7 separate regions of the Mus musculus genome follow, and regions 2, 3, 4, 5, 6 and 7 are each linked to region 1. The links are chromatin loops, found by intact Hi-C in ENCODE. Cell type or tissue: heart. All regions are shown on one strand. Each heading gives the region's core, and the rest is flanking DNA. Links, peaks and the distances in the headings are about the cores only.

What was found. A loop is a pair of places that touch in the nucleus more often than their neighbours do. Peaks named below come from ENCODE experiments on the same cell type or tissue, not always from the same donor. Only the 100,000 strongest peaks of a DNase experiment are listed, where the experiment ranks them.
Region 2: it touches region 1 in a loop (4-fold over the local background); 11 of 42 quality-filtered maps call a loop at or near these places.
Region 3: it touches region 1 in a loop (8-fold over the local background); 17 of 42 quality-filtered maps call a loop at or near these places.
Region 4: a loop joins it to region 1, with 5 times the contacts of the local background. A loop is called at or near these places in 3 of 42 quality-filtered maps.
Region 5: it touches region 1 in a loop (6-fold over the local background); 9 of 42 quality-filtered maps call a loop at or near these places.
Region 6: it touches region 1 in a loop (6-fold over the local background); 5 of 42 quality-filtered maps call a loop at or near these places.
Region 7: it touches region 1 in a loop (5-fold over the local background); 12 of 42 quality-filtered maps call a loop at or near these places.

The regions. Positions count from the first base shown.
Region 1 is chr16:29,944,476-29,948,786 of GRCm38, reverse strand. No RefSeq gene overlaps it. Among named protein-coding and RNA genes, the nearest start is that of Gm32796, 26 kb to the left of the region's middle. In heart, for the core only: no CTCF peak of the experiment used is centred there; DNase peaks (open chromatin) are centred at 976, 1,686, 2,506 and 3,226; H3K4me3 peaks cover 1,556 bases; H3K27ac peaks cover 2,958 bases.
Region 2 is chr16:29,732,510-29,736,820 of GRCm38, reverse strand. No RefSeq gene overlaps it. Among named protein-coding and RNA genes, the nearest start is that of Gm46567, 79 kb to the left of the region's middle. In heart, for the core only: a CTCF peak has its summit at 2,332; DNase peaks (open chromatin) are centred at 1,100, 1,360, 1,720, 2,270 and 1 weaker place; H3K4me3 peaks cover 1,015 bases; H3K27ac peaks cover 1,848 bases; H3K27me3 peaks cover 1,509 bases.
Region 3 is chr16:30,062,120-30,066,430 of GRCm38, reverse strand. It overlaps Hes1 (hes family bHLH transcription factor 1), which reads right to left and starts at 1,074. Exons shown (of 4, transcript NM_008235.2): 1 at 733-1,074; 2 at 505-600; 3 at 181-268. The coding sequence starts at 840. In heart, for the core only: no CTCF peak of the experiment used is centred there; DNase peaks (open chromatin) are centred at 700, 1,160, 2,240 and 3,940; H3K4me3 peaks cover 3,848 bases; H3K27ac peaks cover 3,944 bases.
Region 4 is chr16:29,815,320-29,819,630 of GRCm38, reverse strand. No RefSeq gene overlaps it. Among named protein-coding and RNA genes, the nearest start is that of Gm46567, 3.9 kb to the right of the region's middle. In heart, for the core only: no CTCF peak of the experiment used is centred there; DNase peaks (open chromatin) are centred at 640 and 2,600; H3K27ac peaks cover 1,469 bases; H3K27me3 peaks cover 427 bases.
Region 5 is chr16:30,182,769-30,187,079 of GRCm38, reverse strand. The region is part of intron 2 of Gm26562 (a long non-coding RNA gene); the gene reads left to right. Among named protein-coding and RNA genes, the nearest start is that of 1700025H01Rik, 7.7 kb to the left of the region's middle. In heart, for the core only: a CTCF peak has its summit at 1,992; DNase peaks (open chromatin) are centred at 469, 1,229 and 1,929; H3K4me3 peaks cover 968 bases; H3K27ac peaks cover 1,911 bases.
Region 6 is chr16:29,880,738-29,885,048 of GRCm38, reverse strand. No RefSeq gene overlaps it. Among named protein-coding and RNA genes, the nearest start is that of Gm52263, 5.8 kb to the left of the region's middle. In heart, for the core only: no CTCF peak of the experiment used is centred there; DNase peaks (open chromatin) are centred at 2,328 and 3,348; H3K27ac peaks cover 2,816 bases.
Region 7 is chr16:30,007,358-30,011,668 of GRCm38, reverse strand. It overlaps 4632428C04Rik (RIKEN cDNA 4632428C04 gene), which reads right to left and starts at 3,002. Exons shown (of 3, transcript NR_033631.1): 1 at 2,939-3,002. In heart, for the core only: a CTCF peak has its summit at 2,547; DNase peaks (open chromatin) are centred at 1,878 and 2,768; H3K4me3 peaks cover 1,855 bases; H3K27ac peaks cover 2,111 bases.

The DNA of each region.
Region 1 (4,311 bases), core at 71-4,070:
CCAGCATCTTATCACAGTGTTGAAACAGCTAACACAGCAAGTTGGGTCCCTGATGATGTTCAAGCCTACATTTTGATGTGTTTTCTTTGATTGCTATACTGGCTAGTTTTGTGTCAACTTGACACAGCTGGAGTTATCTCAGAGGAAGGAGCTTCAGTTGAGGAAATGCCTCCATGAGATCCAACTGTAAGGCATTTTCTCAATTAGTGATCAAGGGGGAAAGGCCCCTTGTGGGTGGGACCATCCCTGGGTTGGTAGTCTTGGGTTCTATAAGAGAGCAGGCTGAGCAAGCCAGGGGAAGGGAGCCAGTAAAGAACATCCCTCCATGGCCTCTGCATCAGTTCCTGCTTTCTGACCTGCTTGAGTTCCAGTCCTGACTTCCTTCAGTGATGAACAGCAGTATGGAAGTGTAAGCCGAATAAACCCTTTCCTCCCCAACTTGTTTCTTGGTCATGATGTTTCTGCAGGAATAGAAACCCTGACTAAGACAATTGCCAACCTTTATAATACTAGGCAAAATCAGATGCAAGAACAATTTTTGGGAAAAAAAATGTTCACATATTTCCTTACCTATCTCTATTCTGGAAAGTTGAAAGTCTTGCTTCATCTCAAATACTCCTCCCCACTCCACCCCCATGTACAGCAGAGTCACTGTAATGCAGAGTGGGAAGAAACCTCTAAAGTCTTCCAGCTGCACAGATAGAGAAACTGAGGCGCAGATGCTAAGTCAGTGCCCGAGTCCTGCCCAAGGCTTGTTCCTTATTAAGGACTCAACTCCAACCATGATCAGAACCTCTTGCCAATATTTCTCAACAAATGACAGTACAATGTGACTCATTTTTGACATTATGTAAATGAAGGAAACAAGACTGAGTGCCCTTCTGTCCAGAGAGCAGGAAATGAAGGCTGTCTGGGGCCGCATGTTCCCAGGGACATACTGTGTCACAAATGGGGTCTAGAAGAAGCAGGTCTTTGTTCATGGCCGACTTCACTGAGTTCCTCTCCTCAGCCGTGACTAGCAGGATTGGCACCCGACCCATTCTTCCAGCATCAGCCAGAGGCCACTTAGGTTGTCCTCTGCCACCAGAGGCTGCCCCCTCCCCCAGAGTCTGCCCCCACTGAAAGCAGCATTAGTGCTCTCTGGAATAGATGTTTCAAGCCAATCGGTGCCTCCCTCCCATAGGAAGCAAAGCCATTTGCCACAACGGAGCTTATACTTTTGCTCAGAGAAGTGCTGAGTTGAGGCTGTTAGAGATTATTGGGCTTTTATATTTTAGCTCCCCCAGCCCCCGCCACAGAGTAACAGCAGTTCCTGTGAGGGACAGTCTTGTGCTCACCTCAAGCAGGGATTGGTTATGGAGTCTCTCCCAGCTCTGGCTTCTTTCAATTAGGCAAAGCAGTGTTTTTCATCAGAGTTAACTATGGTGAGACAGTCCAGAAATGGAAGAGTGTAGAAGAATGATAGTGTTTTCCAGAGACTAGGCAAGCTGGGGGAGCTATTAGAGAGCATCAGACACATAAGGAAACTCTGGCCCAGGGAGAAGCAAAGGCGGGGAGACCACAGAGCCAGGTGGCTGCAGCTGGACCAGAAAGCCTGAGAACTGGGCATTAGTGCTGAGCTGGCACACGTTGTGCCAAACACCTGTCTTTCTAGACGACTTCATAAGCCTGATGCAGACCACAAGCGTGTTTTCAAGAGGTACCATTGGCTAACGTAGAGACCCACCAAGAAAAAAAAATGTCAAGGACTGGGGGCTGGAGAGAGGGCTTAGGACTTGAGAGTTCACACTGCTCTTGCAGAGGGCCTGAGTTCAGTTCCCAGCACCCATAGAGGCAGCTCATAACCATCTGTAGCTCCCGACGATGCCTTGGTCTGGGACTCACGTGCACATATATACATACAGACAGGCGTGCATATGCATAATTTAAAATTAAAAATAAAGTTAAAAACATTTTTTAAGGACTGAAGGATAAAAGATGTTGAATAATTTATCGGAAGCCTTTGAACACACTCTCCCGGGGCGGGGGATGAGGCGGGAAGGCCCCCTTCCTTCCCTATCCACCAGAATCTTTACTGTTCCTTCGCCTGAGTCAACTGGACACGGTCGAGCTTAGCCCCCTGCGCTTCTCCTAGGGTTTGACCGGAACAGGCTATCTAAGCAGAAGGGACCCCTTCCCTGGATCACCTGCCATCAGAGACTTTCAAGCCTTTCTTCGCCCCTCCCTTCCCGGCTCCAGCCGGGGTGTTGTGCAAGAGCCAGAGGAATTTGTGATAATGGAGCCACATGCCCAGGCTCAACCCAGGCCCAAGGAACTTGACCTGAAGCAGGAGGGTAAGCAAGAACACTCCTAGCTCCCAGGCCAGAAGGGTGGCCGGCAGCCACAAGGAAACTCCTAGTGGTCCTGAATGCTGCCAAGGAGGGGGAGGCTTGCCTTCTTATTTATAGCATTGCGATTGCAGGGGCTGGGATGGGGGGAGCTCGGATCCCTCTTGAGCTTGGCGCATGATTCATTTCTCCTCGGGAGCTGCGGGCCGAGGCAGGGCGTGCGCTCTGGCAGCCTCCGGCCAGCCGCACACTCGGGCCTGCTCGTTTATTTATGGTGCTTTATCAGGGGCTGTGCACCGCGGCGATAAAGTTTATGAAAAGAGGCGGCGTCTCCGGCGGCGGGCTGGGCCCCGGCGCTCCTTTCCCACACTGATTAGGATCAGCCGGGACTTTGGAAGCGGCAGTTAAGGATCAGGGTGCCTGGAGCTGGCTCGCCTTCCTGCCGCGCCCAGCCTGGCCGGCTGCTGGCCCGCGTGGGTGGGAGGGCCGCGCTGTGACCTGGCACGGGGCAGGAGCAGGGCAGCCTGGAAAATCCAGCGTCCAGATCCCAGCTGAAGCCGTAGAAAGGGGCTCAGGAGCCATTTCTCTTCTGAATTTGGCAACTCCGACCCTGTGGGTTTTTGTTTTGTTTTGTTTTGTTTTGTTTTGTTTTTTACTTTTCCAGTTCCCAGTTCTTTTCGTGTGTGTTTATTCTCCCGGTGCATTTGGGCCCATCCCTTAAGAAGACTAAGTCTCTGCAGCGAGAATATCTTTAATCGCTTCAGAGATAAATTCAGAATTACTAGCTCCGGTCTGGGGCCTCTCAGAGTCGCAAAGGGTGGATTACAGAGTAACTGCAGCCTAGGGTTATAAGGCTCCAAAGCAGGCACCGAGGCTGGCACTTGCCTCGGTCTTACTGACTTCCTTAATTTGTGGTGACCTCAGGGAGGTGACAGTCCTAGCCAGAACATTTCACTGTGTGATAAAATGACTCAGAAAGGCAGGGGCTGAACTTCAACTGGACTTTAGAGGCAGGAAGTGCAGCTCAGTGGTAGGGTCCTGGCTCAGGGTTTGATTCCTACACACAAACATACACACACACACACACACACACACACACACACACACACACACTAACCTAAATAAATAGAATCAGAGCCCACTCACTTAACGTCTGGATTTCCCTTCCTTCCTAGCACCGAGAACGGTGAACAGGACAATTATCCTGCCTGAGAAGGTCACTGAGGTATTATGGTCTTGAAAACAGGGGTCATGTGTCTTCATGTGTCAGCCTGACTGGTTTAGAATCACCTAGGAGATTGGATGGCTGGGGCTTATGAGGATGCTTCCAGGGCGGCTTACCTAAAGAGGGAAGGCCCACCCTGAATGTTAGCAGCACCCTCCTATGGTCTGGGGGCCTGGACTGAGTATGAAGAAGAAGCAAGCTAAACACTAGCGTTCATCTTTGTTCCTTCACTGAGATGGCCATGCCTTCCATGGACTGATGGCATTCCTTCAAAGCAGGAGCCCAAGTGAACCTTGCTTCCTTAAGCTGCTTTTACTAGGTAGTACATCACGGCACAGAGAAATATAGCTAACACAAGTAGATGTTCGCTAGACATGGTGGTGGGAAGGTAGGTGTTTCAGACAGAACAAGCCCTTCATAAAATTGACTCTCGGGGACAAGCTGTGTTCACCTTCTGCTTCTCTAAGGAGTGGGAGGGCAGAAGGCCAGCGACTCTGAGTTCTGTGACGACAGGGTTGCCTTCATAGACTACTTCCTTGCCCTGGAACCTTCGGCTTGCAACTGCTGAAATTCTAGCACCTCAGAAGTCTGACAACCATCTGATCTCTTCCTCTGATTCCTCCCAGACTCAGTCTTTGTCTCCCTAAAATCAAACCTGCCTTGGGGCTGTGTTACTAGACGGAGTAAAGTCCTCCCCTTCATACTTGCTTTGACCCAAGCCTGGCTTGCTATTGTATACACAAGGGGTGTTTGGTAACT
Region 2 (4,311 bases), core at 71-4,070, 210 kb after region 1:
TTGCTCACTGTCAGCAGAAGTGAGTTCCTCTGCCCTGACCTCAAGACATCTCTCCTTCCCTTGTAGGACTTGGTCTCTATATTAGAGTTAGTTAGAGGCACACACCAGCCCTTAAGTTTGAATTCCTCGTGATGAAGTCTTATGTCCCTCTCCTCCTTCACCCTCTCCTCGATGCCCTACACAATACTCAACATTAGTTAAGTCTTTGGAGTCGAGTGAGCAGATAAATCAATTTTTCCCTTCCCAACACGAAAACCACCAGCCAGTTGGCTCAATGAATCCTCACCCTTCCCTCCCCCGCCCTGAGTGCCGGTCTGGTGATTCCAGCTGCATCTGGAACACAGACAGAGACCTAAGAGATGTCATGAAATACGGATCACTGGAAAACGGAAAGCAGCGAGGAAAACTCAATCAGTAACATGTCACGGAATGCAGGATCGGGAGCCAGGGTTGGTGGCACATCTGTGACCCCAGCATTGGGAGTGTGAGATGGGAAGGAAGATTCAGTCTGGGACACACAGTGAAGACCCTGTTTCAAAAGGAAAACACCCCTAAACCCATGGGTTGGTGATTAGTCACCACTTCATCCCCAAACCCAGGACATATTTGTAAAGGCTGTTTGGGTTGGTCGGCTTGTCTGTTAAACCTCGTGGTAATCAAACGCTGGTTTAGTTCTTAGGAATTGTTTTGTTCCTACTCAGAGATGATATTTACGCCAATATCCAGTGTTAGAGGAGGGGCTGGGAGGGGCTGTGTTCTGGTGATGACAGCACCCCAGGCTGAGGAACAGAGATGGGCCCTACAGTTCGGGGAATGTAGACACGACAGAAGGACATTCCCTCTAGCCTTGGCTAAGTCCCTATGAGAAGCTGCACCCCCCACCCCCAGGGTGAGAGGAAGTAGACATAACTTCCCCAGCTGTCTTCCCCATACCTTTAAGCCCTTTCTCAGTGCCTTCCACAAAAGGTTCTGTGGGTCTACTTACACAGTAGCACATTGTTGGCCAAAGCAAGGTTTCAAGTGACAAGGGAGAAACTGGAAGCTGGGGAAACAGGGCTCCCGTTGGCCCCAGGCCCCAGGGCCCTTGCTTCCAATGCTGGGGTTTAAAGTGGGTTTAGAGGAAACGGACAACTTCTGAGTCGGAGTTTCACGTTACCATTTCCTCTTTGTGGCTTCATCGAGACCACGGGTAGATATATATGACTCCGTATTAGCTAAACTGACCTCCAACCCCTATAAGCCTACCCCTGAGAACTCAGGGGAGAGAGTGGGGGAATAGCCATCTGCAGGGGGTAGAAGAGAGCCTGGGATGTCTTGCCCTAGATCCTCAGCGTCCCTGCCACCCACCGTCCAAGGCAAACACAGCAGCCATCCCCGGAAGCAAGCAATTAGATGCTCCCCGGGGAGGCCTGTAAATTCCTAACTTCTCCCTTCAGGAGGTTAAAAGTAATAGGGTTGCTGGGATTATTTATGTTTCTCTGTCTGGATGAATGTGTATTGGGAGGTGTGTGTGTGTGTGTGTGTGTGTGTGTGTGTGTGGGTGTGTGTGTGTGTGTGTGTGTGTGTGTGTTGTGCATGCGCGTGATCCATCCTCCCATCTCCTGTCTTACACAACTAGCTGCTATTTACACACCAGATGATCCCTGCAGGAAAAGGCAAGTCCCCAGCCGCTGTGGAATTTTAAGAGAGCTTCCTGGAATGCCCTTGTGGGATGTCTGGTTCTAATTGCCTCCGTCAGCGGAGCTGGCAAGCTGGCAGGCGCAATGAGAGGTGAAATTGAACAGATTCCAGTTCACATCAGACCCCCAGCCCTGCCAGAGTCCCCCAGGGCCCGGAAAAGAAAACAAATGTGGCCCAGGCAGTGGAGGGCCTGGGGAGGGGGGTGCGGGGGGGGGGTGTAGAACGCTAGACTGGGAGTTGGAGCAGGAAGATTACTGTCCCAGAGCAGCGGCTTCTGACTGGCTTCACTTTGTGCTAATCACTTAGTCTTGTGGGCCTCCTGTGTTCAGCTGCCAAATGAGTGGTCTCCCAGGCCTCTTCCTAGTCTAAGATGGGGGTCGGGAGGAAAGCGTCCAGCTGTCCCTGTGGTGGGTTGAAGGGTCAGTGGTTTTGTCTTCGGACTTTTGAATCAGATTTTTTTTTTTAACATTTTAGATCTTTAAGCATGATGGGAGGTGAGAGGCTTCAATCCACCTACTAGAACCTAGTGCTGTTCCAAGCTAGCCCTTGTCCCTCTCCCACAGCTCCTCTAGGGATGACTGAAGGTCTTGAGGTCTTAACACAAATCTCTGCCAGAAAGGAGACAAAATCCACAGTTCCTTAGTGCCCCCTATGGGTCCAAAGATGGAGACACTTGAAAGAGGCTGCCCAAGAAGCCACTCTCCTCCCCCCTTGTTCCCCCAGCCTCCAGGGCATCTCTGGCTCCTAGCTCAGAGCCAGAAGGCTCAAACTGATCCCTAATTTAAGGTGAATTTTTCTTTCTTTTAAGACTGTTGTTTTAAGGCACAGACTAAATTAATTTAGTCAGTTCCCCCAACAGGCTATAGATTGAGTGCTTCCCAAGGGGTCCATGGTATGTGTAAAGCGACACGGTTTATCAAATACAGACGCTTGCTGTTTATCATCTTGCCCTTGCTAAGCCTAGCATCAGCTTGACCCCCTAGCCCACAGCTGACACATGTGTGTCTTCAGGCATCAGGGGCTCACTTTTGAGTATGTGTAGGGAAGTCGGCTTGGCCTAGACCAACCAAATCCTAGTCACCGAGACTTTTGCCAAATTGGGGCATAATTGGCAAAGATGTCTAAGAAGACATTTGTAGAGAGGCTGCAGTCCACAGGATCGCCAAGCATCCTAGAGCACGCCTTTCTCTTGGCTCTATTGCTTCACGGACTACGATGACCATGTAAGCCCCTGCCTTCTCAGTGCTTTCCAGAAAGAACGTGCCAAAATGCAAGGGTCACCATGGTGCTCCATCCAATAAGTCAGCCCCCTTACAGACCACCTGGGACTTCTGCTTGGATCTCATTGACCACTCTAGCCGCAAGAATGGCTGGAAATGTAGTCCTGTCTCCTCTCCTAATGACCTGAGTTCTTTTCCTAAGAAACAGGAGCAGATATAAGGGCAGTATCAAGAAAACTGTTGTGCCTGCTATTATGTGTCTGGAGAGGAGTGAGGGGGTACGCCACAGTCCTTTTCTTGGGGGTCACTGGCTTCCCTCTGCAGGAAGAGAGAAAGCTGTTGTGTGCAGTTCATCTGATCCAAGAGAACTCCTAAGCTTCTCACACAGGACTAGACTGCCAAGTTGGTGGGGAGAGATGGCATCTGTGGGATGATCTCTTCCAAGGCTAATGGCAGGCAGGTGATTCTGAGCCTGGCCTCTGGGCCTTTTCCTAAGGAAAACCATCCCAGGTCACTCAGGAGGTTTGCACTCAGATCTCAGCATACCTGTCTAGTGTTCACCACCTGGTCTGGGACCAAAGAGCAGCCTCCTTTCAAAGATTCTAATGGCTTTGTTCTAGTACCAACAGCGCTCAGAGGACATGAGGGGAAAGACTCTCACCCTACATTTGGATATATCCTCACTTCCCCACTCCCAACAAAGTCTGTTGCTATCTCTTCATTCGTTCTGCTGGGAGCCTGGGCCAGCCTGGCTCACAAAGCAAACATTTAAGTCTAAATATGGTATTTAAACTGTGGAATGCTGAGATTGGCATGGCTCAGTGAGTCCCCTGATGACTGGCCTCTGGCTCTCTGCTCCTGAGTGTCCCTGGCCCTTCAGATTTGGAGAGGAAACTCATCTCTAATTTGGTCCCTGGTTTTGAGCCAGTTGATGCTAAACTCCTGGTCCTGGGCACTTGGTGCTCCTCTGACTGTTGGGAGAAGAACAGAGGAATAGAAAATTTGCCTGTAATAGTTATTCCTTACTCTAGAACAAGATGTGCTGGCGAAAGAAGGGCCCAGGTAAAGGGAGGGGAAAGCTTTGACTAGCCCAGTGAGCTCCATTTTAAGGAACTGGTTTCTAACCTGGTGATGCTTCAATACTGCCCTATGGGGCTCAGTGAGTCACCTCTGCTGTAACGACCACCTCATTCTTCGAAAGCCAACTAGACCAAATGTCCTACTAAACTGTGTATCCTACTAAGGTGATGATTTTAATCATGCTCCAGTTGTTGCCACTCTTGTTTGATGTCACTCCCACCCCCAAAATACCTATTCTATCCTTCCTGTGACTTTCATGCTGGCTGCCCTTCCAGGAGACTAGGAGAATCAAATAGAACATTTCCTAGGATGGAATTTCCAGGAACAGAAT
Region 3 (4,311 bases), core at 119-4,118, 120 kb before region 1:
GGAGCAGTAACAACTTGGGAGCTGTGGCTATAAATAAGACCCAGACCGTGGGAACGCGGAGTGAGCCAAGGCAGTAAAATGTAGCTGAATGCCTCTCACAACCGCGGGCGGAAGTCTGGAAGAAATCACCGCGGGCCGAGAGGGACACCCGCAGAGAGGGGACGCACGCGCGGTCCTTACCGGTCATCTGCGCCCGCTGCAGGTTCCGGAGGTGCTTCACAGTCATTTCCAGAATGTCTGCCTTCTCTAGCTTGGAATGCCGGGAGCTCTGCGCAGAAAAAACAAGGGATGAAAGTCAGTCCTCCTTGTCAGCTGCCTCCGAGTTCTGAAGGTCCCCGCCCGCATGTCCCACATCCCAGGGCCCGGCGGCCTCTCTCCCGCCAGTGGGAACGTAGTGCTGGCGGGGTAAGATCCACATGCAGCAGGCTAAGAGCTTAGTTCTTTGTGCCTGGGAAATGCCATTCCATTCGTAATTAAAAATAAAAAAAAGCATTGCTCACTTACATCTTTCTTAAGTGCATCCAAAATCAGTGTTTTCAGTTGGCTTAGACTTTCATTTATTCTTGCCCTTCGCCTCTTCTCCATGATAGGCTTTGATGACTGCAAAGGGGGAGAAAAGAGGTCCTGAGTTCCCACGGGATCTGCCATTTCACCCCGAGGTTTTAAGAGAAAAGTAAAAGGAGTCCCGCTGTGCACAACCCACTTAATTTCTAGACGCAGGTACTGTCTTACCTTTCTGTGCTCAGAGGCCGTCTTTGGTTTGTCCGGTGTCGTGTTGACACTGGCTGGGGTAGCAGCCACCGGGGAGGAGGAATTTTTCTCCATTATATCAGCTGGCATTTTCGTTTTTTTTTTTTTTTTCTTCTCAGTCCCCAGAGAATTTTATTTTTGGAATCCTTCACGCAAAAAAAAAATAATTTTTTTTTGCTTACGTCCTTTTACTTGACTTTCATAAGAAAAACTACTGAGCAGTTGAAGGTTTATTATGTCTTAGGGCTACTTAGTGATCGGTAGCACTATTCCAGGACCAAGGAGAGAGGTAGACAGGGGATTCCGCTGTTATCAGCACCAGCTCCAGATCCTGTGTGATCCGCAGGCCCTGGCGGCCTCTATATATATCTGGGACTGCACGCGAACGGCTCGTGTGAAACTTCCCAAACTTTCTTTCCCACAGTAACTTTCAGCCAATGGGAGGAAGAGACACGCGGCACCGCTCGTGGACTGCGCCCCCCCATTGGCCGCTAGGCACAAGGTCTGGCGGCCAATGGCGCGCGCCTGAGCCCGGGGCACCGGAGGCTACAACGTCAATCAAAAGGATTTTAACCCTTTGCTAACTCTTTCCTCTGGGCTTTGCTTAGTTTTAGTCTAGTCTATTTCTTTTGTGGCCAGGCCTTTGGTTTTTATTGTTCTTGCTGCATGCAATATAACTACTTTGTATAATAAGTTCATTTGAAAAATATTTTGAACAGATATAGGCCAAGACAAAATTTAGTGATTGAAAAAAGGAGGGAACAAGGTAAAGAGGATGTGTTACTCTAATGTCTTCCGGAATTCCCGCTCGAACTCTGTATGTTTAGGGGAGTCAAAACTGCTCATGAGGTTGGGGAGATACTAAACCCCACACGCTAAACATGCCCTTACCGTCCCCCCAAATGCCTTCACAGCCAGGGTTTTCGGAGCAAGGTGTCTTTTGGATGCTTGTCTCCCTCTAGCCCATTCATTCCTCTCTTGGAATTGCAACCTTGGACCTCACGCTTCTCCAGAAAACAATCAGAATAATTTCCTACTGGGCAGAAAGGAAATGGAATTTCAAACGAAAAAAAAAATGAACAAGGGGGGCTTTGATAGCAATGCGACAGGAGGGGCGCGCTCGTTCCTCCGCCACTCTCTCTACCTTTCTCCCCGCAGGCTCCCAGTTGGCAATACGGATAGACGGCGGGCAAGGGAGTCGGGGCTCTCCCCTCCTCACCCCGCGGGCGGCCAAGGCGGCCTCGGCGCCCCGCGCGCGAGCCCTTTAAGAGCTCCACCAGCCGAGCTGCAGTTTGACATCAGCCGGCCGGCGAGGGCGCGCCTGGAGTCGGAGCACGTGCCAGGATGTTTTATTGCCGCCGCGGCTGCGGCCGGGGCCCAGAGGATGTGTGTGTGTGCGTGCGTGTGTGAGTGTGTGTGCGCGCGCCCCGGGGGCAGGGAGGCGGGGGCCGGCGGCGGCCGGCCGGGAGGGAGCGGGGGCCGCCTCTGGTCCCCGGGAGAAGCCAAGAAGGTAAATAGCAGCTGCTGTGCTCGAGCCTGGGAAAACCCCGCCCCCTGCGCCTGGCCAGGGCTCATTGGCGCGCGCTGCGTGTGGGGTGTGTGCGTGCGTCCGTGTGTCCGGGGCCCCCTCCTCCGGCCCGGGCGAGCCAGGAATCCGCGGGGGCGGCGGCCCGAAAGCTGAGCCCCCGCGCTGGCCTCCCTTCCCCCGCCCCGGCCAAGGTCAATCCTTCCGGGCAGGGAGCGCACGCCCAAGGGTGGCGATCGGGGAATTCGTGGGCCCCCTTCCCCGTCCCCACCCCCCATCGCCACCCCCCACCCCCAGCCCGCCGGGACTCCGGGCTTGGGGATCTGAGCGTGGCCGAAACCACCCGGGTGACTGCGGCGGGGGAGGGGTCCGGGCGCCCGCCGCGGTCACGAGATGCCTGACCGCACTTAGGAAGCGGCCGGGTCAGCCTCCTGCCTCCGCTCGGCGGCTTGCGGTTCCAGCGGCTTCGCTGCCGCCCGCCCCTTCCCCGGGTCCCTCGCTGCGTCCAGGAGGCTGCCGGCGGACGGCTGGGAAGAGACGGGCGGCTGCGTGCTGCCGGCTGGCCGGGGCTGCGCGCCGGGAGTCGCCGCCGCCGCCGGGTGCCACGTGGCGGGCGCCGGGCCGGGAGCGCCAGGGCTCTGGCGGCGGCCTCCCTGGGGGATTTGCCGCGCGGCGCGGGCGGTGCGCACTGCCCGGGCGGCTGCCTGCCTCCCTCCTGCCTGCCCTGGCCTCCACCCGGGTGCCCCAGACCCCTCAGTTTTCCCGCCGCCGTGAACTCGGGGCAGCTCGGGATCCCAGCGCGTTGTTTGATCCCCGCCCCCAGTCTTTCCCGCGTCCGGGAGGCCTGGCACACAAGGCGCACCGGCTCGTCCCTTCGTCCCCTCCCCCAACCTCCCACTGAGATCATGTGAAAGATTTCTCCAGCTCTGGTCCCGGACGAGGTGGTGCTTCCTTGACTGCATGACCTTGGGCAAGCCCCCCCCACCCCCCTTTGTGATGGAACGCCAGACACTGTTAAACCCTGGGATTACCACGATGAGAGATAGAGTGGCCGCTCCCACGGAGTATTTATTCTCCAACCTACTGCAGGGGCGCACAGAACCGGGCTTTCTGGACAATGCTTGGGGATTCTGTTTTTCCCTTTGGGGGCTTAGATCGTGTTGCGGGGGGTTGAATCCGGAGGGGTGCCTTTAGGTCATGAAGCCTTCATCGGGTGTAGTTCATTAACAGTGCCTTTAGAAAGCTCGTTGCCAGGTATCTGTGTGGTATGGCTGCCATCTATAGATTCCCCACAAGATTCCCCTGGGAGTGCCTTTAAAAGAGGCAGTAGACAGAAGTAAAAGGATGTAGAGAATCCAGAACAATTAGTCATACGTTAAGCTTCTAGTAGGGCTACTGGTGGAGAGGATCTGTATTCTGTACCTCAGAAAAATATGGCTGAGGTGTTGGAAATATGCTGAGTCATGGGGATGGAGAGGAAGGGAGCTACCGATGGCGTTTAAGGCACAGAACCTGATGTCCTCAGTTATAGAACACTCACAGCGGGTGTAAATGGACATGTAAGAAATTTGAGATCACCACACACAAGACCCTTGGGCATCCTGCTTTATGAAGGACTCTGAACCTTCCCTTAAGACAATGAAGAGCCACAAAGGAGGTTCGCAGTGGAGAAAAGACATCAGGGCTCTCCTTAGGTGACCCTGAGGAAAGTGTCAAGAGCGGACTGCAGGGCTTGGAGACACAGGCCATCTAAGGGAATCAGACTAGTAGAGAGGGCTCCTAAGTGGCACAGGTAGGCTGACATGCTACCTACTTGGTTCAGGTTACCTGACCACTAACCACACACTCCACTGACTTGAGTTAGAAACTTGTTTGCCCTGGGCGAGCTGTTGTCTATTATTTCACAGGCTTCTAACCATTTTTATCTTCTAAGCCTCTCTTCTACCCGCCAGGACAGCCCTCCCCAGAGTTTGCAGATAAACCTTTACCTCAGTGTTTGACTTGCCTTTTGGGGAGAGAGGGAGAGAGAGGGAGAG
Region 4 (4,311 bases), core at 121-4,120, 130 kb after region 1:
AGGTGTAATGTAAAGATATGCATATATGTTTATGTATATAATATATTGTGGAAGAGTTCGCAGAAACTCTTAGTAGTATTAGCTCTGGGGAGAGTGCCTGGAACCGGGGGTAGGACACTCACATGTGCTCTTCTTAAGTGTTTGCCTGTTTTGGTAAGGGTGTAGATTTAGATTGCAGTGTTTATGAAAAGGAAAACTATTTTTTAAATAATTGATGAGAGGAGCTAGAAAATTTGGGAATCAAACTAAAATAGCAAGGTTCATCACTCACCCAACATGGCCATATTATTTATAGACTAGACAATGATTTTCCTTAGAAGGATAGCTTCTTTGGGTGTCCCGTGGCCTTCAAACTCTGCCCAAGGTCATTTGCTAACAGGAGGAGGGAGGAAGTCCTTGCACCACGTACAGGGAACGCCTGGAGAAAGGCCTGGATTCTCAGAGTCAGTAAAAGGAGGGTTTGCTCATCTTATTACAGATTTCAGCTTGAGGTTTAGAAATTGTGATCCCCATTGTGCAATTGAGGAAACAGGGTCAGAAACCGAGGTGCCTTGATCCAAGTTACACAGCTAATCAACGGTAGAGATTACAGTGGAGTCTTATCCACCACAAGGCCCGTATTCTTCCACGTGTTGTGACATCTCAGTGCTCTCTGGCTTCTGGAGTCTTGGGTTGGTAAATGTTGATTATCATCTCCATAGCAACAGTCCTGCTCTGCACCCTCACCCCACATACCTCCCTCACTTTCTGTACTTCTCATTAGCCTCAGGGCCTGCTCCCTTGGTGAATAAAGCCAACTGCTGTGAGCCCTAACATCCATAATCTCCCACACAGTCTCCAAATACCTTTATCTGGCCACACTCCCTATTATTGCTGCAAGTCCTTCTTCAGCCTTTCTCTCTCTCTCTCTCTCTCTCTCTCTCTCTCTCTCTCTCTTTCTTTCTTTCCTTCTCTCTCTCTCTCTTTCTTCCTTCCTTCCTTCCTTCCTTCCTTCCTTCCTTCCTTCCTTTCTTTCTTTCTTTCTTTCTTTCTTTCTTTCTTTCTTTCTTTCTCTTTCACATTTTTTATAATTGTATGCTCAAAAAAAAAAAAAAGATGAAAACCATACTTGAGGTCCTCTTCTCTTCTATTACTTACATACTAGAGTTCAAAGTTCACCTTCTTCCCATATACATATTTCTGGTACTTCTGTGAAAGCCTGTACACAGTCGACCTTACAGTTCTTTAGTTAAAGAGCACAGGACGCTGACTCCATCTTTCCGTGTGAGAGGATTTCTATCGCAGGGTCTATAGAGCTCAGGGTAGGTTCCTAACGATGAGGTGTAGGACAGATGGGTCATTCCAGTTCTAAGCAGGCTACATGGCTTGTCCAGACCACCTTGTTCCACTGGAGGACAGCCTGGGATGATTCTTACCCTCTATAGTAGATACTAACACATAAAGGGTTAGATTGACCACTGTGTGTAACACCAAAAACTTGTCAGCCTATACCACACTCATGAAGGTACCGAATCAACCATGGCAGCCCAGTGTGAGTCTACAAACTTAATCTGAAAAGCATCCATTTCTGTTCTTATCTTCTCCTACTCCTAAAGCTGCCCAAGACAAGGAATGTGCATATTGTCTGGAACTTAGCAAGCAGGACAGTACCTGTGTGTGTGTGTGTGTGTGTGTGTGTGTGTGTAACTGGGGCATTATTTAACACGTTTTCCTAAAGGACATTTGTTTCCTTTGAACATTTACTCTTTTGCCATTAATTTATGTATTCACTTTACATCCCGATCACAGCCCCCCTCTCCTTCTAGTTCCCCCTCACATAGCCCCTCCTCTACTCCCTCTCCCCTTCTCCTCTAAGACGGGGGGGGGGGGGGGGGGGGACACGGACTCACCCTGGGTACCAATCCATCTTGACATATCAAATCCCTGTCAGACTAGGCACCATCTCTCCCACTGAGGCCAGACAAGGTATCCCGGTTAGGATCCACCGGCAGGCAACAGAGTGAGGAACAGCCTCAGCCTCCGCATGACCACACCATTTTAGTTTGATGTGCTGAGATACCAAGGAGCCTGACAATTGGAGCTTAGGGACTAGTTGGAGTGGGGGATGGGCAGAGAGATCCAGACCCCCACAGAGAGCTAATGATAGCACCTAGGACAAGGGCATCCATGGAGCCATTGCATAAACAGAGAGGTGGTTGGAAGATGGAGGATTTAATAAGGAGGAAGACAGAAAGCGCCCGCACAGCGCTCCGCACAGAGTAGGTGTTCAATAAATGTCAAGGAGTCTGATTCTCACATCAAACATCCAGCTGGGCGAACGGTGCACAGAGGAGGGAGGCTGCCTCTGACAGCCACGGTTCTTCCTCCCCCACTCTTCCACCATCTGCTCCATCCTGGTCGGATCATGAGAAACACATCGAGTTCTTTCCCTCCTCCGAAGGGAAAAGCTGCTCCTTATGCCAGGAACCCCGTGTTCCCAGATCTTGGCAGGGCTGGCTCCCCCTTGTCCTTCAGGCCTCAGGCTAAATGCTACCTCCTCAGAGAGGCCTTTTCTAGTCACTTCTCCCTCCAGGGCTCTCTGTCACATCATGCTTTTATTCCTCCTGACAATTGGCAGGAGCTGGAATGACTTGGGTTGGCTTCTGTGCCTGCTTTTTGTCCCAATAGACTTCAACCTCAGAAAGAGAAACCAGCTGTGTTTCTCATGGCTGGGACTCCTTAGGCTAGATGTGCTGATGCCTGGTTGGCATGTGGTCAGTCCCTGGGCAGATGATATAGTCTCACAGGCGAAGGTCTATGTGACCAGGGCCTCACAGGGAGAACCGGAGTTTACCACAGGAAGTTAGCAGAGAGGTCAGGGCTGGTCAGTGTTGCTCTGAGCCGCTCTGTCCAGGGGAAGACAGAGCTCTGAGTCCAGAAACAGCATTAGACATTTGAATGGAAATGCTTTGGGGTGACATGGAAAGGCGTGGGTGCCACTAGTACAGTTATGGCCCCTCCATTGAATTGAGGGCTTCCAGTATCCTTCTGAGCGAGATGTGTGTGTGTGTGTGTGTGTGTGTGTGTGTGTGTGTGTGTGTGTGAGTGAGTGAAGGGGGGAAGGGACTACCTACTGGTCAGAAGAGATCTTATCCAATGGCCAAACCTAGTTTCCAAACACAATTCTTAACAAAGATTGTAAGAATTGCCATGTGTTGGGCAAGCACTAAGCTCCAACCACTCCACTAGCCATTTCATGTACAGCATTCTATTTAAGGCTCAGACATCACAGGAGATGTCATTATTCAGTGTCCGAAGGTAAGTGGGAAAGAGTGACTAAGATGTCTGGGGTCACAGAGCTGGGCCATGAGGAAGAGAAGTTCAAACACAGCTGCCTCCTACTCCAAAGCCAGTGCTCTTAGCTACAATCTTTCTGGGCAGAATTATCTCACAGGTGAATCAATTCATTGAGTTTGGCGCAGTCCTTGCAGACTGAGTCATTCTAAATCAGACTGCCCGAACCTGTTCCTCTCCCGGAAACTGATCCCTTAACTGCCAAAGTCAAGGCCAAGACTCTGGAAAACTCTGGTAACCTGACAGTGCATTTGCTGTGCCCTTTCCCAATTAGAGAGTTGTTCTTCTCTAGGGCAGAAGAACCACAAGAAGCAGGGTTTAATTACCGGACATATCTTGCTTTGCTCAGCCCAGGAGGGGCATGGTTAGAAACTCAGAGAGGCAGGCACACTGCTCGGAATGCCAGCTCCTGTATTCAGTAACCACATGACCTCGCATGGGCATGTTTCCTTGTGGATTGCATCGTAACCCTCACCTGTGAGTGTAAATGTGGGTCAGAACAATCTCACAGTGTTGCTGTGGGGATTACAGGAAGATGCATGTCAAATGTCAAGCACTTTGCTCCTCTTCCAGCAAGCCCTCTATGCAGTTGCTAGCCTTTCCCCTTATTGTGAATAGTGTCCAGGCAGGGGCACAGCTGATCGAGTGGGTTGGAATCGAGGCACGACTGCTCAGCCACTGGCTTTGGGTGTAGATTGTCCCCCTGGATTCCTCATCTTTAAACTCTGAATAACTTAGTAAGCTTTGAGGGTGACAGCCATCCTTAAGTCAAAGCTGTCTTCTGTTGGGAAATTAACCAACACCAGAGGCAGGGGATGCCTGGCCTCAGATGGATGGCATCTGCACCGTCTGACTCCCAATGGTACATCCTGAGCGTGGGCTCCAGTGTGTGCTGTACCAGCTTGTCTGCACAGTAGCCTGCTGTTTAACTTGGAGCATTGGAGGGCAATCAGCACAAGAATTGCAGAAAGAGAGACT
Region 5 (4,311 bases), core at 148-4,147, 240 kb before region 1:
GAAGCATGGGCTCTTGTGTCATGGCTTCAGAGGCTGCCAGGGCTGGCTCAGCCTTCTGAAGCTAGGTGTGAGAAGGGATGGGGTACAGGCAGGCCTGAGAGTGGGTGTCCTAACTCCCAACATGGCACCTCACCTACAAGCCACCAATGTAGCTCATCTTTCTCTCCCATGCTCCACCCGGGGCCTTGCATTTGTCTTTTTGTTAAGCCAGACCTGCTCCTTCCTCCCGCCATTTTGACTGTTTCTGGGCTGAGGTTTAACATGTCACGCTGATTCAGAGCCAGAAAGAGTCCGCGTTGAAAACATAACCCATCCGAAACCTCAGGAGATAGGGAATAGTCATGCGGGTGTGGAAGGTGATAGGGACACGTGGGGACAGCAGCCTGAGACTGACAAGACAGGAAGCTGCTGTCATTCCAGGCTACCGGCCAGAGAGGACGCGGCAGTGGAGGGTGGGCTGGTAGGGCCTGGATCTGAGGCTGAACAGGTCACAGACCTGTTAACATAGCTTCCCTCCAATGTCTCGCCAGAACTGAACAGCACGTCTGCCTTTGAAGGTTGGCCGGAGTTGTTAATCACTAATAGTGCAAATGTCACCTCTGTCCTGAATGAGGAGGGAAGGGACAGACTATTTTAGGAAGATGACTTGCTTCCTGCACATTTTTTTTTTCCAGAAGATAGAGTAGTGTCTGGTGCTTAACGGAACACCAGATGTTTTGATAGGCCATCACAGCGAGATCTGCGGAGGCTGTGAGACAGGCTGATTGACGTGCATACGTGGATGACGCTGGACTCAATCTGACTTAAGAATCAGCTCAGATGCAGTGGTTATCCTCGCGCTTCGGGCTCTGTGTCCTTGTTCAAATGGGGACTCTCATTTTCGGGCTTCTATAGAAATGAATGACAAAGGGAACGTATAGAGAACTTGCTTGTCCCGGTAAACAAGTGCCACCCAGGAGAGCTGTCCGTCCTCGCTGCTCGACCATGGTTATCATCCAGACACGCTCTGGGGTGGGCACCTGGAATCCTCACCACAGAAACAACAAACGTATTCAAGAGCTGGCTTGCCCACTGCCTCCCTCCCTCAAAGGAGTAGTTTACTCTTCAAAGTCTGCAAGCCCCTCCTCTGTCCTTTTTTTTTTTTTTTTTTTTTTTTTTTTTTTTTTTAATGTCTCTTTCACCTCCCTACCCTTGTTTGGAAGAGATTCTGGAGCATTCTGTCAGGCGTTGTGGGAAAGCCGTTCCTTCAGGAGCTAGGTCTGAGTTCATCTACCCAAGTGCTTTCTGAACAGTCTGTGAACACTGTTGGGCAGGTCAGGTAGCAGACGGCTCGCCCCTCTATGAGACAGCATAATTTCCCTTATTAAAACTGAGTTCTGCCTCCCTGCCATGCTTGGACCAACTCCGTGGATCTTTCTGGAATGAATGTAGCTTCATTTTCTATGTCACAGCCCTTGAAATGTGGGGGAGTAAACATGGTAGGCCCAGCAGATATTTTCATTCTTTGGTTTCCATTTGCGACAGAGTAGCTGATTTTTCCACAGCGGTAAATCCCTCAGGATGGGGAGATCAAAGCCAGGATAGGGCTATTGTCTTGGTGCCTGGACTCTGTCACCAGCATTCTTGGGGTGCAAGGAAGCTGTATGGTGTACCCACAATGGAACACAGGTAGAGGTGTACAGGTGATAGAAGAGGTGGGCTTCTGGAAATCCCAGGGGTCCATCCGTCTGGAGTGTGGCATGTCTGGGAACCATGCTCTGGCTGGCTGCCTGGGACAAGCCTGAACTGCACGTTGGGGTCTTATTCACGGTTTCCTCTGCTCGCAAAGGATCCCTTGAACAGTTCTCACAGCCTGACCCCAGCGTCCCTGGGAATACCAACTGACAGCTGCAAGGAGTGAAGCCACAGCAGCCCTGTCGGGTGCCAGCTGGACGTGCCTGGCCGCCACCCGGGGATGTCAGAGCAGAGCTGCAGGCCACCCTTCCGCCAGCAGGAAGCCCAGCCGCAAACACTTGGACAGGAAGCCTGTGTGCTGGCCAGCTGAGCCAGCTCTGGTTTCTCTTGTGTCTGAGGGTTTGGCCTCTGAGTAGAGGAAAGCGAGCCAGGTGCTGCGGGCTGTGCTGACGCTGACTGGGTCAGGATTCGCCCCCCCGCCCCCCGCCCCCAAGAGCTTGGGTTGTGGGTTCAAGGGTGTAAGCCGAAAAGCATCCTCCAAGCTGAGGCAGAAGGGGTGTTTCTTGGAGGAAGGGCGAGGGAGCAGGGAACGAGGTGTTTACCAGGACTGGGCCAGCTGGCTGAGGATATGCTGTGAACCCTTTGTGCTGGCTCCAGGGAAGATGGGGTTGGTGGTTCAGTCCTGCAAACCCAGGCTGGTTCCCACTTCCCAGCTGCATCTGCCTCTGCCTCTGGGAGCTACACTGCTCTCTGTCTCAGAAGGCTTCGATGTCCACATATTCCTGGCTGTCAGGGGGACTCCTCAAGGGTCTCAAGTTGTGCTGTGAGAGAATTACTGAAAACTGAACGTGCTCGGCCAGGGACAGAGACGATTTACACGCAGGGCTGCCTATATACGTAAATCTCTTGAAAGCGGTCAGTGTATACTTCCATGTAACTGTCATGAAGGCATCTCGGATCATAGAACACTTAGGCTTTTCACAAGTCCCCTCACAGCCTGATTGTCCAGGAAGAGATGTCTGGTGTCAGGTACCCAGGTAAGCAGAGTGACTCAAGGCCACACAAACTGAGCAGCGGCAGAACCTGGGTGACCACAGTGACTTCTGTCACTCTAGAAAGAGAACGGAGAGGTTTCTTTTCAAAATATATGAGCATCTATCTGTCTGAGCATGCTCACCTGCGGGATGTGCTTTGGGCTGGCAACCGCTGCTTGCTGTCATCCCAAGGGAGACACTCTTTGTGGCTTTAGTCACTTCAGGTTCCCTCACAGTTTTCCTTTGCAGTTTGAACAATCCAGTTTTGAGTCTACTTTATGGCCTCTTTGCTTCTGACTTTAGACCAGGGCTCGGCAACGTTTTCTACCAAGCCTACCTGGTAACCATGCTAAGCTTTGTGGGACATATGTTATTGGTGGCCATGACTCAATTTTTGCTGTGGGAGTGTAAAATTAGCTATAGACAATGCATATCTGTGTCCCAATGAAACTTTAATCCACCAAACAGGCAGTGGACCAGAATTGGCCCACCAGATAATTATTTGTTGGCTTCAAGTCAAAACTGTTTTGTTTTTGTTTTTGTTTTGTTTTGTTTTTTGAGATAAGAGTCTCCGTAGCCCAGGCTACCCTTGAATTTACTATGTACTTAAGAGTCAGAATGAATCTAACAACTGAATAAACGGATGAATTAGTTTTGCAGTAAGATCATTTTAGGTACCACCCCCTGTACTTCATTCTGATCCCCATGTGGGGACAGTGTGATGTGACTCAGTGCTATCACCCTGAAGGAATATATAAGCTGTTTTGAACTCCAGCATGCAACTCATCTTTCTCATCTTTGTTCCCTTGTGAAATGTGGGGTGACTCCAGCTGCAGGGGATTGCAGCAGAATGACAAATATATGTAAAGTTTGGGGTTCAGTGACAAGGGTGGGAGAAATGACAAGAATTGTTCCCCTCAATGCTACTGGAAGTCACCCACTGTGTCCTAACAGTGAGGTTGCGATACTGCCTGTGTTCTATTGTCCTGGGCACAGGGAGAGGTCACTCACTGTGCGGTACGCCTTAGCCTGGGAAACTGGGCTCACAGAAGCTTGCAGAGAGGGCTCCTGTGTGGCATCCCAACTCACTCTATCCAAAATGACCTTTTCATAGCTGCCCCTTCTTCTTTCTCCATCTCTCTAGACCCCAAGCTGGAAACCCTCCTGACCCATCTCCTCTGCTCCATGTCCTGCCTGGTTGGGGGGGGGGGGGGTCATCAGCTTTCTTGAATTTGCTGTCTGGCTTTTAATAGGTTTATTGAGACCCAATTCACCAAGTATGTAACTGACCGGTTTTGATTATAATTCAAAGGTGTTCACATGTTGTATAATCATTGCTACAATGGTTTTGAGCATTTCTGTTGCCCCTAAGAACAGAAGCCTAGAGGCATTTCAGTTTCCACACTTCTTCCTAGTACTGAGCTACTGCTGGGCTAGCTTGCTATACATCTGCCATTAGAGACCTGTCATGCAAATTGATCCAACTAAGCTATACATGGTCTTTGGGGTCGAGTGTCTTTCACTGGACCTAATATTTTAAAGGCTCGTCCATTTTGCCTCCCTTATCAAAACTTTCACTCTCTTTTAAAGGGCTGAATAGTAT
Region 6 (4,311 bases), core at 216-4,215, 64 kb after region 1:
AGAGAGATGGAAAGAGGAAGCCTGGCTCTGTGTGTTTGGAGACAATAGCTTTTAGAGATTCTTAATAAGGCCTCAAGCAAAATCTTGTCAACATTTATAGCTGCTGACCTGGGTGGGGGATTAACTGGTCTTCCTTCAAGTAAAATAATCAAAGAGTTATGGGTCCATCCTCTGTGTCCCAGAGCCTGGGGGACTTGCTCCGATGAGGAGCCTGGGCCTTGGGAAGCTCCTCTCTCTTATCCCTTCAAACTTCATTTCAAATAATTCTGTAAACTTTTAGAAATAGCTCCTCTGGGGGAGGGAGAGATGGCTCAGTCGATAAGAGCACCGCCTGTTCGACCAGAGGTCCCGAGTTCAATTCCCAGCAATCACATGGTGGCTTACAACCATCTGTAATGTGTTCTGATGACTTCTTCTGGCCTGCAGATGTACATGCAGATAGAGTGCTCATATTCATTAAATAAATAAATACATACATAACATAACATAACATAACATAACATAACATAACATAACATAGTTCCTCAGGAGTGGAGGAAAGGTTTGGCATCATCTATGAGGGGCTCGAGCAAGAAATCCAACCTCACTAGATAGGGTGCTGCGTGCCTTTAATCCCAGCACTCAGGAGGCAGAGGCAGCTGGACCTTTGAGTTAGAGGCCAGATTCCAAAACAGCCAGAGCTACAGAGAGACCCTGTTCGAAAAGCAAACAAAGAAACAACAACACATACAAAAGACAGGAACAAAGGAAGGAAGGAGGGAAGGAAGGAAGGAAGGAAGGAAGGAAGGAAGGAAGGAAGGAAGGAAGACAGAAAAAAGAAAAGAAAGCCTTAGCTTAGTCAAGATGGCTGGCTATGTGAGCCGTATAGACAAGCCACATAGACAAGCTCATGGAGATGGATGCCACAGCGAGAGAGAAACCATCAAGGCATCTCACGGGTCAGGTACCTTTGTAGTCTCTCAGGTTGAAAAGAGCCCTCAGTACCACCTATTTAAAGGAGAGGAATTTGCACTGAATTCTCAGTCTTCAGATCCTGCCGACTTTGAACCTACTTGTATCTGTGTGATCACACACACAAACATACCCACACAGAGATGCACACATGTGCGCACACACACACACACACACACACCACTACACTTCATTTGCCATAGTACACCCTCCCCCATAACCCTGTGCAGTCAGGAATTCAATTCAAAGCAAAAGGGATTCTTGAGGAGGGGGGAAAAAAAAAGGAATTCCATAGTGGTGAGGTTAGGGTTACAGCCCTTGAAGCCAGATGGTTTCCTGGAGACGTCAGGGGAGCTGGGTGAGGTGGCATGGGGGACACCATCCGGGAGCCCCAAGAGCTAAAGCTGGCACTTGCATGTGGCTGGCATCTGCTTAGTGCTGTGGATGGTACCTTCACAGCATCTCCATCTGCCTCCAGCATCCCCAGCCTGGGACCTAAGTTGCTGTATTCTATTCTCCACCCATTTCTGAAAACTGCCTGCTCGGGTGCTACTTCAAAGTCCCCTGGGAATGCCAAGTCGCCAATTAAGCCTCTTTGAGGCAGGTTCTCATTCCTTCCCCACTAATTGAAATGTTACTCCTTTTACTAAACCCATAAACCACCCAAACACAACGGCCTTCCTCATTTGCATTGTAACAATGTCCCTAATGTCCTTCCAAGAGCTTTACGTAGAGCCGAACCTTTTCTCTACCCCCCCCAACCCCCCAACGGTCAAAAGCAATTCCGAGGCAAAGGCCTTCATTTCCATCCCTATACAGCTGCTCATTAGCCAAGGTGGAATAAATTCCCTTTATTCTGGATTCATTTCCCAGGATGATAATGTCTTTTTTGTCTCAGGCCACTGTTCCCAAACTGGCCTTAATTGCTGATAGTAATTGAGTTAATGAGTATTTACAGCCGGTAAGGTTAAAAAAGGTCTCCTGTAGTTTTATTTGTGACATTTTATTTAACCTGCAATAAAATCATTAACAAGTTGTCCCCGTGTTAATTTTCTGGCCCTTCATCTTGTCTCTGTCTCTTGGGAAAGTAGGGTGAAGGTAGATGGCTCGGTCCTGGGGGTAGTTCTTAGGTTGCAGGGATGGGGAACCCAGCCTCATCCAGGTTTTCTTCTATTCAGAGAGGAGGGCCTCTCCCAGTGAAAGCAGATAGCCTGGGGCCACGATGCTCCACAGTCTCCCAGGCGCTTGGCCAAGTCACAGTCGGGGTGATGAAATCCCTTCAAAGCCACTGGGCTGGGCCAGGCTCAAGCTCCCTACCAGCAGCGCCAGCCTAAAGTGGCCCACAGGTCGGGCACAGAGCCGAGGTGTCAGGCAGTGTGAAGAGTCTGTGCATCGGTGCCTGCCAGAGAGAAGATCTGAGATGGGGCTGGAGGAGGCACCCATGCTTGTGGGCAATGCTAGGGCAAGCCAGGGGCTTTCCACACTTCACACTGGGAGGCCTGAGACTTGTCTGTGGGAGTCAGTCACTCCTAACCTTCATGTCTGCTTCCTTGCAAGCCACAGTGGGAGAGGTGGAGGCCCCTTTTCACAGTGGGGTTCTGGTTTCTTTGTTACTTCTTTAGAGTGAAGCTGGCTTCCAGGAAAAAAAAAAAGAACCTCAGAGGCCACTCCCAGATAACAGCAACTCCTTTTCTTCCTTGTGTGCTCTGCGTGGGGGGCTACTGGTGGCGTCTCCTTCAGAGGTGTCCAGAAACAGTGTTTGGGGGAATGATGAATCACACTGTAGCGGAAGTATCCAGCAGTTCCCTAGCATACACAATGGCTTTGGTTTCCTGGACATACAACTAGACTGTCTAGGCCTTCTTCAAGTTAGATGTCACCAGGTGACAGCAGAAAAAAAAAAGGTGTGCATAGGAGGAGATCCAACAACTTGCAGCCCAAAGTTAAAAGCAGCAGGGTCCAGCCAGCTGAAAATTGTCACACAAGGAGTTGAGACAGTCCCACCCTTCCTGTATGTACACATTAAAAAAAAAAAAAACTGGAATTTTTTAAATTTATTTTTTATTTTATGTGCATTGGTGTTTTACCTACATGTATGTCAGCGTGAGAGGTTGGGTCACCTGGACCTGGAGTTAACAGTTGTCCGCTGCAATGTGGTTGCTGGGAATTGAATCCCCTGTCCTCTGGAAGAGCAGCCAGTGCTCTTAACCACCGAGCCATCTCGCCAACCCTTCTGTGGAATTTAAACCACTCTACGCTCTGGGAACTATCGGTGGCAGGAGCCTACTCTACATTCCAACAAGTACAGTGTGCCCTGCGCTGTGCCTGGGAATGGTCGTCTTGCTTGGGATTCTCACCCTCTGAGACCTTTCCCATGTGGCTCTGATCCGGGCCCCTTTGCAAAGCCTTCCCGTGGGCAGAGGAAGCAGAAAGCTGACCCGACTCAGTCATTACCCTGGCATCCTACCAATGCCACTTTTGCCTGCCTGTAGGCAGATTAAAGCATCTGGCCAAGGCGTAACGTTTAGAAATTCAGTTCTCGGGCCACTCCCCAGACTCACTTCATCAATGACATTTCTGAAGTCAGGCTCCCTGCATGAACAGACTGGAGAAGACTAAACTGATTTCTGGAACAGTTCAGCCTGTCAGGAGTTGGGGATAGGAAGGGGGGTAGGAGTCATTCAAAATCCACTTGTCCCTTCATCTTGTGATGGACAGACAGACAGAGACCCAGAGCCAGGAAAGGGCAGAATCAGCCTGAGGGCCCCTGGCTTGAGCCTGGTGCTCCTTAACTGAAGACAGAAACAAGGTACGTGCCATGTGCTGTCATCAACTGTCCCTTTGCAACTGCTGATACCTGCTTAACATTCTTCATGCTCTGTAAATCATCCGAACATACTTGTCTCTGAGCCTGATGTTCCGGTCTTCACAGCCGGTACCACAGCACTGTCTCCTCTGGGCACATTTCAAGTACAGCTCCTGTGGTTTCTGTAAAGTCAAGGTTGAGCATATTGGGCAGGTCGGCTTTTCTCGGGTGGTTGTTTTCCATGCCCACCTGGAATCAGGGGCTGCTGAGAAAACCTTCTTCAAGGCACGGGGGAGGGGCTGCTTATGGTAGGAAGTGTGGCAGCTGTAGACTGCTAGACTGTCAATTAGTGTCTTTGGTCTGACAACAGTGAAAGAATTCATCCCATTTTATAGAGGAGGCAACTGAGGCTCAGATAACTTTGCCGAGTTACTCAGGTCTCTGCTAGGACCTTTTTGACTTCCAGCTCTGAGCTCTTCAGTCTACCGGTCAGTGGGCAGGTTGCCCTCTTCTAACCCAACTACATTGTCTCTTCATGTCTATGAAGGTCCTGG
Region 7 (4,311 bases), core at 126-4,125, 63 kb before region 1:
GGTTTTAAATGGCCCTTACGAGAGAAGATGTGCAAGTAGCCACGGTCAGCACAGGAGAAGGCCTCTACTGCCATCAGCTTCCAAAGAATGCCAATCAAAGGACAATGGCTAAAATAAAAACTTCACGATGCCAGATGCAGGAGAGGATGTGGGGCGATGGATTGGAGGTGATGCAGACATTTGGAATGCTGCATTTGCTTTATGAGTCGAACACAGGCTAGGCGTGCTGGTGCATGCTTTTAATCCTGAACTCAGGAGGCAGAGGCAGGAAGATCTCTGTGAGTTCAAGACCAGGCTGATCTACATAGTGGATTCTAGGACAGCCAGGATTGTGTAGCTCCCTACATGACCCTGTCTCAAAGAAAGAAAGAAAGAAAGAGAGAGAGAGAGAGAGAGAGAGAGAGAGAGAGAGAGAGAGAGAGAGAAAGAAAGGGTTGAATACAGCAAGTAGGTGGTATTTGTTATGGTTTTAACAGTGGACGGTTCATAAGGAAAGCAAACCTGATTACTAGAACCGACTGCTTCCTGCTGTAAACTCTCCTACAATAACCAGTTTAAAGATGTCAGCACAACATCACTGAAATCAGAGATGGGATGGGATGGCCCAGGTGGCATTTGCTAGCTGGTCCCCGTTCATCTCTACCCACCATGCATCTGTAATGTGACCCGACAACCCTACTCCTGGGCATTTTTTAGGAGAAATAGAAATATATCTCCAAAAGCTCCCTGTGTGAATGAGCTCTGTTTCTCGAGGCCCAGACTTAAAGGCAAGAGGACTGAGAAGTGATCTGCACTAGACCCAGGATGGAATGCCACTCAGGGACGAAAAGGAATGACCTCCTGAGACAATGTGCAGCAATGTGGCCACATCTTGAAACCATCAAGCTGTGTGGAATGAGGCAAACTGGAGCAGAGTAGGCTGTGTGGTAGCACTTCTATACCATTGCAGATGGGTGAAAACTGACCAATCATGGTGGCAATGAGACCAAGAGCCCTGAGGCAGGACCCCTACCTGGTCCATTCATCCTTTATCACACTAGGATAGAATTAACTCCTTAGGAGACTTTCTAATTGCTTGATTGAGAGCCCCAACTGGAGATCATGGGACTTCAGAGTAACCTTCCTCTTCCTCTGCTTCTCTCAGTGTCCACTGGCGCCATCAGCGTCTGCTGTGTCTCCTCTGGAGCCGTGCTTCATGCTGGCTGAATGACCTAGCATATACCCCGTTGACTGTGGATCTCCAGAGGGGACATCTCGGTTGGTCCTTTGACACACTAGCATAACTGAGCACTTAACTGACTGAGTCACAGGGCAGGGGTGGTTTATTTCCCCAACCAAGAAGAGTTCGAAAAGTCCTACCAGGGTCTACAGAATCTGAGCTGTGGAAGATGCAAATGGCGATTGGGCAGGTCCGGGGGCGGGGGGGGGGGGGGGGCTCACAAGTGAGTGCTATGGGGTAGTGAGAGCAAAGGCTGTGTGTGTGGGATAACCTGAACTACATCTAGACACCGAGGTGACATTTACAGGTCCCAAACTTCTGGCAGATGGTTTCACCTAAGTCTCTTTAATGATAAACCAGGTGCTGGGTGTGGTGGCACGCTCCTGTAAGTTTCAGGGTCAACCTAGGCTACATTAGTAAGACCCTGACTCAAAAAAAAAAAAAAAAAAAAAGCGCGAACTTTGAACCTTGGTCTGTGGGACCTTCAAGTCTGATGAAAGCTGCGGGCTTGTGTGGTCTCAGAATAGGTAGATGCAGATCGGGGTGGGGATGCACGCAGCAACAGCTGCAGAAGTCATGTAGAGTTCACACACGCCCAAGGGAAGCCAAGGTTGGAGTGCTCAGCCTTCCCATGGGGACAACACCCACCACAGTCACAGTCCCCCGCCTTTTTTAAAGTGTGTGGTTATGTGGGTGTGCATTTGTCCGCGCAGGCTTCCAGCTGTTTGCTTCTATCTGTACAACGACTGCCAGAAGGAACTGCGACCTAGACTTTTGATCCAGTCAATAAACACACGGGAGCTGGGCCTGGCCACAGTGGTCAGACTCAGAAGCGAGACTCTAGATGAAGGGACAGTAACGATAAAAGCCTTCCCCTCACCCCTCCAGTCTTTCTGGCAGTTCGTGTCTGAATCTAAAAGCCAGAAGTGGCACCGTCTCTAACGAGCAACTTCTCTGGTTTTCTGCTTTGTAACTAGGAGCATCACCAGGAGTTTGAAGCCACAATGAATTCAGACTAGTTTGGATTACAGATACCCCCTCCCCCCCCCCCCCCCCGGTCTAAAAAAAGCAAAGAACGCACAAGGAACACAGGGTGTGTAGGTATCCGCCGTGGTGATGTATCCCCCACCCCTCTGTCCCCCCTCAATGGACAAGCATCGGAGCCTCTGCTGCTGTACGCCTAGGTAGCCAAGGGTTAACCGGCGTCCCCCTCCCCCCTCCGCCCCCGCCGGGCTGGGCAAGGCGGGAAGGCGGCGCGCCGGGTGCCAAAGTCGGAACCTGCTCTCGGCAGCTCCCCGCGCTGCCTTGACTCACCGCCAGGCCTGGCGCGGCCGCCGGCTGTGGAATGTGTGAGCGCCATGTGTCACCGCCCCAGACTGTGGGAAAACGCTGCTCCGCTCACCTCCCAGCAGCTGGCCCGCGCCCGCCCGCCCGGGAGCCGGGAAACAGGAGCCGCCCGCCTGGGAGGCCGCCCGGGGCCACTTCCGAGCGCGCGCCGCCTCTCCGCCCACACGCCGGTCCCTGCCGGCGACCCGGGGCTGCGGCGCCACCCGCAGCGAGTGGCCCAGCACGCCCTTCTTTTGCCCCCGCTGGCCTTATGCATCCTCCTGCTCCACCAGGCCGGCCTTAGACACAGAGAGCCCCTGTTCTGAGAGCTCCTGGGCGGTGACCTCTTTCCGGGAAAGGGCCAGAGAACTGAGGGCTATGCAGGGGACTGACCTCATGGGGTTGTGTGACAGCTCCAGTCTGGACCTTGCCAGCCCTGAACAGGAGGTTCCACTCTGCCTGACCCTTCCCCCGGAGAGCTAGGCAAGAGCCCTGCACCTCAACGCGGGGGCAGCCTCCCCTCTAGTCATTGGATGAGAGTCACATGGGTCCAGAAGTCAGCCAGGGACAAGGTTTCCAATGCCTAGCCATGCAGGGAGATGTAGGCAAAGTCACATTCTGGGTGGCAGCCATGCAAGACTGGAGACAGCGCAGTGCACCTTGTTCCGAGCCTGGCTCTCCACTCCGTGGCCAAGTGTCTCTTCAGCCAAGGCTCCTTGTGGTGTCGCTGCCTTCCAGGGCAGTTGGGACGAAATCAGATGGGGGTGGGGGCAAACCTCGGGGTCCAGGGATCCAGGGTCTTCACCTAGCATCAGCCTCTGCTGCTTTCTGAGGGGTCGAGGTGTGTGTGTGTGTGTGTGTGTGTATGCCACCCCCGTAGGAGGCTCGGGACCTGGGTGGGGTCTCTGCTGTACCCAGCTCTCCTCCAGCATGATCTGTTTCTGTTTTTTCTCCCTGCCTGTTCTTCACAGTGGGCGATGAGGTCTCACTTCTGTGGTTCTTCCCAGGCTAACCTAATCCAGTTCAACAGCTGCCTCTCCTGAAGTCCCCATGCACTTGATTTCTGTCCCCGCTCTGTACCGGTCATGGCCTGCCTAACTAGTCTTTCTCTCTCCTGCAACTTCTTATTCAAAGACGGGCTACCCTTCTATGTACCCCCCCCCCCCCATGAACAACACTGAATTCTGCATGTGACAGCCACTCTGCAGATTGAGTGCACCCCCACATGAACACTTGTCAATACCATTTATCACAGGTTCAGAACCTCATTGCCCAGACATGTGACCTCGGTCAGGCTAATCTTGCCATCTCAAATCTCTCCCCTCACCTGCAGAACATAAATCTGAGTAGGGTGTGGTGCCACAGGCCTATGATCCCAGCACGTAGGAAGCAAGAAGATCACAAGTTTGAGGCCAGCCTCTGCTTTCTATTGGGGAATCTAATGAAGAAGAGAGGGAGGAGGAAGAAGAAAAGAAAAAAAGGGGGAAAAGAATGCATTCGGTGGTATTTGGTGCGCTATAAGCTTTGAATAATGAAACTCCAGTTAACGACAGGATGCATCATGGCAGTGGTTCTCAAAAGAGTATGTCATCTAGTGACACCTTACCCATCTTACTTTGTATAAGTGCACTCTATGAAGTTCCCATAATGATAAGGTCAGTGAGAGATCCCTGTCATTAATCCATATACAATTGCTAAAATACCATAGACTGGCGGCAGACATTGACTGACGCCCAGTTCTGGATGTTGAAGTCAAAGAATAAGGC